Linked DNA regions of Mus musculus: regions 2 and 3 are each linked to region 1. The links are chromatin loops, found by intact Hi-C in ENCODE. Cell type or tissue: left cerebral cortex. All regions are shown on one strand.

The links. A loop is a pair of places that touch in the nucleus more often than their neighbours do. Peaks named below come from ENCODE experiments on the same cell type or tissue, not always from the same donor. Only the 100,000 strongest peaks of a DNase experiment are listed, where the experiment ranks them.
Region 2: a loop joins it to region 1, with 4 times the contacts of the local background. A loop is called at or near these places in 3 of 42 quality-filtered maps.
Region 3: it touches region 1 in a loop (3-fold over the local background); 7 of 42 quality-filtered maps call a loop at or near these places.

The regions. Positions count from the first base shown.
Region 1 is chr1:164,688,396-164,690,895 of GRCm38, forward strand. No RefSeq gene overlaps it. Among named protein-coding and RNA genes, the nearest start is that of Dpt, 110 kb to the right of the region's middle. In left cerebral cortex, a CTCF peak has its summit at 1,215; a DNase peak (open chromatin) is centred at 1,137; H3K27ac peaks cover 1,593 bases.
Region 2 is chr1:165,034,646-165,037,145 of GRCm38, forward strand. All of the region lies in intron 5 of Gm51669 (a long non-coding RNA gene), which reads right to left. Among named protein-coding and RNA genes, the nearest start is that of Gm51669, 25 kb to the right of the region's middle. In left cerebral cortex, a CTCF peak has its summit at 1,285 (motif pointing left); DNase peaks (open chromatin) are centred at 1,240, 1,743 and 2,156; H3K27ac peaks cover 960 bases.
Region 3 is chr1:164,903,989-164,906,488 of GRCm38, forward strand. No RefSeq gene overlaps it. Among named protein-coding and RNA genes, the nearest start is that of Gm32652, 5.6 kb to the left of the region's middle. In left cerebral cortex, a CTCF peak has its summit at 1,256 (motif pointing left); a DNase peak (open chromatin) is centred at 1,229.

The sequences.
Region 1 (2,500 bases):
AGTTTTTTATTGTCAAGTAAACACAACTACAATCTACTTGGAACAGGGAACTGCAGCTGACCAAATCAGACCGTCCTATGGTCATGTCTATAAGAGGTTGCATGGATTGATTGATGCAGAAGGGCCCACAGTCCATTCTCGATGGCACCATCCTTGGGCAGGTGGACCTGGGTTGTATTAGAAAGCCAACTTAGCCTGAGTCAGAGAGAACCAGGGGGTAGTGTTTTCCTCAAGTTTCTGTTTCCATTTCTGACCATAGTTGGGTGCTGAACTATGACGTGGAAGTAGAAGCTGAAATAAATCTTTTTCTCCTCTAAGTTGCTTTTGATTATGGTGTTTATCACAGCAACAGAAATCCATCTAGGACAATGATATATGGTGACTTGGAAGACCTGGAAGGAAGTGGGGGAGTTGAACAAGTGAGGGGGAGACTAGGAAAGGAGGAGGGACAGTCCTCCACTCAGAACTCAAACTTGAATGGAGGCTGGACCTTGGAGCTGGAAGGACATTATTTGAGCAAGAGCAAATGGCTCTGAGCCCAATGTCAGTAAACATAATTCCTGTGCATATCAAATGAGGTCTCTTTAATCAAAATCAAAGGGTTATGTATTGATCAGGTGACAGAAATGTGACCAGACAGGCATCTAGCCCGGCATGTCTTCTTGGAGCCATCAGTTGTCATTAGCCATCAGTTGTCATTGCTTGCAGTGACTTTGTGAAGATTGATTGTCATGGATAGTGGGAACTGACTGTGTTTGTTGTCCTGGGGTCAGGCAAAACTGTATACTCAATGTTAGGCGTTGTGGTAGAGGTGAGCAATAGTGTGATCAGAGCGAGACACAGTTAATGCTTTCAAGACTACAGGTCTTGGGAAGTACAGATACCCATTGTCTCCTCACAGAAGTGATGCCTGAGAAGAAAGGGAATTATGACATGTTGGGGGAGGATGTAACAGAAGGAATAATCTACAGAGAGGTACGATTATTCTCCCATGTACAGGGGACAGAAAGGCACAGAATGACAAAGTAATTTGTCCCAGATTCCCTCCTCCCACTGGGTACAACTGCTTCTGGGGGTGGAAAAATGTTAGGAGGTTGGAAGGCAGGAGCGATGAGTAATCTCAATATAAAAGGAATCTTGATTTTATTGAGATTCATTTAAATACCGTGGTAGAGAAATGCAGAGTGTCAGCAGCCCCTGCCAGTACAGACAGATGATGAGCCTGCCTTCCATCGGAGGCAGCAACAGAGATGAGGGAGTATATTTTCTAAGCACACCATCATTTGCAGGTTTTCAGTAAATCTCACCAAGAGAACGCTATGCAAATTCATCTTAGTCTAAAACCAGGAATTCCATAGAGAAAGCTTTTCCTTCTTTTATCTATTCTTACTTCAGCTGGGCTGTGTTTTTCCCCAGGTCCATGGTTTCTGCAACTGAGCTCTGTCCAATTTTATGATGAGGTTTGGTGTCAATGGCTTTTAGTTAACAAGAGTAAGAGATAACATGGGAGAAAGGCAAGTCATAGATAGTTTCCTCTCTTATTCTTGAGTTCTAGAGATTCACTTTGTTCTCAGTAATGGCTAACAAGTCCTCAGGGATTTTGGCCCCATGTGCACTAGGAATGGAATAATCTATAGAGAACACTCACGTAAGACCAATGACACCCCTCTTTGGCTAAAAGGAAGTGGTATTTCCCACAGCCAAAGTAGAAAGTACAAGCAAAGAGAAGGATCAAGAGTTCTTCTGGGATGGGGAGAGGAGAGGAGCCTTTGTTGGGTGGAGACCTTAGTGAACAGCCTAACAAAGCAGCCCTGTTTCCACACCAAGAAGGACCACTTGAGCTCAGGTACTTGAACCAGGTTTGGATTCTCATCGCCTCTCTTCTGCTGTTTCTGCTGGGGTCCTTCAGACCCAGCTATTGTGTATGTGATGCTGGCCTTCCTCCCTGCACTTCTTCACAGTACAGCAGTCCCTGAAGTGGATGGAAATGCATAGCAATGGGTTTTCTGATAGGAACAGACTCTTGAGAAAGAAAATGATTTGTTCAAGGCTCTCCATCCAATGAGCAGCATGGTTGTGACTTAAAGTAACAGTTAAAAAGTGACATAAAAGATAGAAAAAAATGGGAAAAAAACCTTTTTTCTGAAGCACTGATATTCCCTTGTACTGAAAGATTGATCAGTTTCTCTAGAAACTCATAATTTAAAACTCAGTATCTGAGAAATCAAAAACAGCTAATTAAATCCAACGGAAAGAACAAATAAAAATAAATGTTGGGATTCAACAATAGGATTGAACCATTTGATTAAAAAAAAAAAACTTCCATTCCCCTAAGTCAATATAGTTTCTAACTAACTAAATACATATCCTTATACCCATGGGCAAGTGTAGTTCTCATTCGTCATCAAAGAAGCTCCCTTTTGCAACAGATAGAGACTATTGCAGAGATCTGAAACTGGTTGAAATTCAGAGAATAAGTGACCACTGGGTGTTCAGCCAT
Region 2 (2,500 bases), 350 kb after region 1:
CCCCATACACACACACACACACACACACACACACACACACCAGTAATTAATCACAATCAACTGTGGAGCACTGATAAGTGATCTGCCTGAAGCCAAGTGACCTTACCAGCTCCATCACTTCTACTTCAGTGGACACTTCCCCTCACATGGAATTGTTTGGTGACATTCATGGAGCAAAGGGCATCTTTTAATTTGTCCTGAAAGTGAACCTAATATAAGGTGTTTCCCATATCCAACATCTCTCAAATGAAGCCCCATTCTTCTGGGCAAGAAGGGTCTTCCAGGATCTTACCATCCTTGCATCTCCCATCAGGGGACATATCTCACTCAACATGGCACATCAAATCCCAAGTCTCTCACCTTTCTATATGGCCTATGATAAGTATATCATGTTTTTGTTCTGTGTGTGTGATATGTACATCTATGTGTGTATGTGTGTGTTTTATGTATGTCCAGGTGTGTGTGTGTGTCTGTGTGTCTGTGTGTCTGTGTGTCTGTGTGTGTCTGTGCCTGTGTGTGTCTGTGTGTCTGTGTCTGTGTCTGTGTCTGTGTCTGTGTCTGTGTCTGTGTCTGTGTCTGTGTCTGTGTCTGTGTCTGTGTCTGTGTCTGTGTCTGTGTCTGTGTCTGTGTGTGTTTAAGCCAGACATTGGTGCTAAGTATCCTCCTTGATTACTCTCTACCTTATACACTGAGACAAAGTTTCTCACTTGAACCCAGAACTCAACAATTCAACTAGTTTAGTTAGAATTTTTACTCCAGGAATCCTCTTTCTCTGCCTCCCAAGCATCACTGAGGTAGGTAGGTCTCCACACACACACACCCAGTGTTTACATGGATGCTAAGAATCCAAATTCCTCCCATTCTCATCTTTATTCAGCAAGCGCTTTACCTCTGGGCCAGCTCCCAGTTCCCTGTGGCAGTAAACTTACCATACTGAGAGGCCACGTGGCTCTCCTGCATCACAGTCTAAAGCCTAGAAAGGTACAGAAGGTGTCTTTAGCTGAGGACTAATTACCTTTTAGAAACACAGTCACTGTGAGAAGGTCATAGGAAGGGACCACGCCTATCCAAGCTCATCAGTAGCCCAAGCCCAGGTAGGGCCTCTGAGTGTGTTCAGGCCCTAGGATGCTTACATCTGGCCAACAGTTATGAGCAGAGAATTTTTGTCCTGTTCTTCTTGAGTACCTAAAGCCTGCCAAGTCCTTAGAGTGGTTGTGTCCATCCCCTGCTCAGTCTGAAGGCAAGCTGCAGGCAGCCATCTGTTCCAGGAGAAAGAGTGCCACCTGCTGTCTCTGAACCCTCTCTGCCTGAAGCAGATAGATAGATAGATAGATAGATAGATAGATAGATAGATAGATAGATAGATAGATTCAACGCTTACTAGTTGAAAGTTGTAACCTCTCACTTGTTTGCTTTTTTCTTTCTTTCTACTTTATTTTGAGAAAAGGCCCAGTGAACTGCTGGTTCACCTTCAAACTCACGATCCATTTCATGCTGGCTTGGCTAACAGGCATACCCTATGACACCTCTCCACCCCCACTCCCACCCACCCCCAGATAAGGACTTTATTTCCAATCACGTCTAATAAACAGATGAGATGTAGAGTAAATGGTTTTGCAGCCAGTTCGGGTCCCTGGTGTTTCTGGGTGGTCATTTTTTTGAAACAAAAGAAAGCAGATCCAGTTGTGGTCTCTACTTGTCCTTGCTGTTACCCCACCGCTGATAAAGGACCTCGAGAGCAGAGGTGCAACTGATTAGGTTTGGACAGGAAACACATACACACAATGCCTCGATTTCTACCAGAAGAGGCGTCACAGCCCGCAGAGCCTCATGGGACCACTGTAACTCACACTCAATGTCTGTAAGGTGGGAATAATAAAAAGGATTTACTTATGGAAAATCCTCATGTCATTGAGGATTAAATTTCACATGTCATAAGGAAGCTATCTGCTGAACACAACAGCCACTCTTTCTAGAAGCCTCACCTCTACCACAGATCTGTGCTCCTTCCTCACTTGGCCCTCAGTGTTGTAACAGAGCCTACATTTACTGGGAATGGTGATTTAATTAGTTAGGGAAGTGATTTCATAAAGCAAGCTGTTGATGGCAACAGAAGAGAACAGAAAGGAAAAAAGCCCTCAAGGAAATCGACAGGTGCTCAGCTAAAACGCAGGAGTAATGATTTGGAGAAGGAGCCAGGGACTGAGTGCCAGTGGGGGCAGGTTTCCTTTCAAAGCCTGGGAGGCAAGGGAGAATCTCATTATTTCATTTCGGTAGGAAATGGTCATGAGGCAGAACATGGGCTCTGTGTTCTGCTCACAGGTCTTATCCATGCAGCTTTGTCCATGGACATTGGGCCAATTTCCTCTTTGAAAAAGGAAGGCAGAGTTACTGTCCTAGAAGGGTACCAGCTCCAACCCACCCTCCCAGGCTCTTTGCAAGCTCTGCCTGCCAAAGGATGCTTGTCATGTGTACTTTTCCAACCTGCACAGAGCCAGCA
Region 3 (2,500 bases), 220 kb after region 1:
GATTTCTCAGCAGCCTTGGTCTGAATGACCCCTAATTTATACTGCTAGGGAAAAAAACAGAAAACTCAACTCTCAGTTTGAGTCACTAGTACTCTGGACTTACACATAAACCTATCCCTCAATGATAGACCTCTTCAGTATCTAGGGGGAAAACACGTTCAGTCATTCAACACTTGAAGTTATGATAACACAATCAACTAAGCAATTATTCAGACATATTGTCTTTTTCATATTTTTGGAAGGTCAGGTGGTTCTGATTCTCAAACATATGCCCACACATATGTAAGAACAGACATTATTCATACTAGTATGGTTAGCAAGGCAGAATGAGGAACACACACACAGAGTGGTGTCTATATAGATGAGTAAGGTTTAGGCAGTGCAGAATATACCTATCCAAGGAACAAGTTCAAGAATTGTCATTGATTGCTGAAGGATGGATCACTGCATCCTTTGGGATCAACTTGCTAAGAATACACATCACAATTTTAAAATGATTCCTCTTTGTTATACAGTATTTTTTCAGAGATCTGCTCTAATGAAATCGTGTGGGGCAAAGAGTGATACTCAAAACTTTCATTGAAGGACTAGGTAGGGAGATAGTTTCTGCATTTAAGGATTCACTCAATACACACATCTGTCAGAAGTGTGGGACTGGCAGCTAGCTGGCATCCTCCTTCCCCAGGAGTTGGCTTTCATGAAGAAAGAAATAAGAGGATGGGAACAGTATTGAAAAGAGAAGATGGCAGGCTGGGGGCTGGTGAGATGGCTCAGTGGGTAAGAGCACCCGACTGCTCTTCCGAAGGTCCGAAGTTCAAATCCCAGCAACCACATGGTGGCTCACAACCATCTGTAATGATCGACTCCCTCTTCTGGAGTGTCTGAAGACAGCTCAGTGTACTTATATACAATAAAAATAAATAAATCTTTAAAAAAAAAAGAAGAAGAAGATGGCAGGCAGCAAGGCACCTGCCTCCAACCCAGACCATAGTGCAGTCTTCCTACAACAGAGAGAGAATTACCTAGAGTCCAAAGGATTTAGTCCCTATAATAAGGTAGTGTTGCCCAGTGCTCGGGGATGGAAGAAAGGCAGTGTAGAGAAGTCTTCATCTGGAGAATGAAGCTCAGTTTGGTTTAACACTGCTGGATGGAGATATGCATTGGCAACCCTGAGATCTGCAGCTAAGAGAAGATGAAGAGGCCCTGTAGGGAGACAAGCCACAGTGGTGGGCCACAGTTGCAGTGGCAGTGAGCAGGTGCTGCCCCCAAGTGGTTCTGCAGACAGCGGGCATGCTTACAGGGCCAGAAACCTCAACAGGTCACTCCAAAACTGGCTTGGACTTCCTGGTATATAAGTCAAAAGGGATGTGCTGCTAAGGCATATGCAGATGGGGCAAGCCAACTAAATGTTTTGTAACAGATGCTCTAACCTAGGTGCACGATGGGGGTGCGGGGTGGGGGGCTGCTCTGTGAATCACGATTGGCCTCATAATCTGTGCGTCAATTTCCTTCCCTAGTCTCCTCAGCATTCTCCTGTGCCATCATTTCTCACATTTCCAGGGCACAAGTGTCCCTTTGAGTGTAATCAAAAGGTGGTACGTTGTGAGGTTCACGAGGCAGAAGGACCGCAGGCTGCTGTTGCTCTCACAGGAGAATCTACTCACGTGTATGCGTGTCAGTGCAGGACTGCCGTGGGCTTTGACCAGAAGCTCGCAGGTCCAGCAGTCCGCTGTGCTCAGCTAGAGAGGAAGTTTCTGCAGTATTTGTGTATCTTAATTTAAGCTCTTCCTGACCATTGCTCCCGTCATTGTTTATTGTTTGAGAATCTCATACGTGTTTTCTGGTCAAATCCACACTGCCTCCCCTTCTTTCCAGTTCCTCCTCAGTCCCTCAGTTCTGTTCTGTCTCAGCTCCGCACGCTCTTTTCTTAAGCCCACTAAGTCCTCAGTGATACACGGATGTGCACGCGTGTGGATGGAACATGTGTTGCCCCTCTGGGGCTGCATCCCTAAAGAAAACTGTCTCTCCCCCGACTTCCCCCAGCAGCCACTTAGCCAATAGCTCCTCAGTAAGGCTAGGTAGGGTGAGAGACCTCAAGAATTCCTGCCAATGCATGCCAGGAGTTCAGCCATCTTGGTCTTGGCAGGTCTTCTGCATGCAGCCACAATTGATATGAGTTCTTGCTCTCAATGGCACTATCATGTCCTACAACTACTGTTTTGCTACAGGTGTCCATTACCTCTGGTTCTTATCATCTTTATACACACACACCCTTGTGACGTAGCTATTAAATTTGGAGATGAATACTCCATAGTCTCTGTATTTATTCCCTGTGGGTTGACAAGTTCTCCGTATAGTCAACATGTACTGAATAAAGAGTTTCTGAGAGGCTCTATGACCATACCGTTAAGAACTTAGGGAGCAGTTTATTATTATGTCTACTTCAGAGAATAGTATGGGAGGCCAATACAGCTATTGCATAAACGCCCCATCTCTGTGT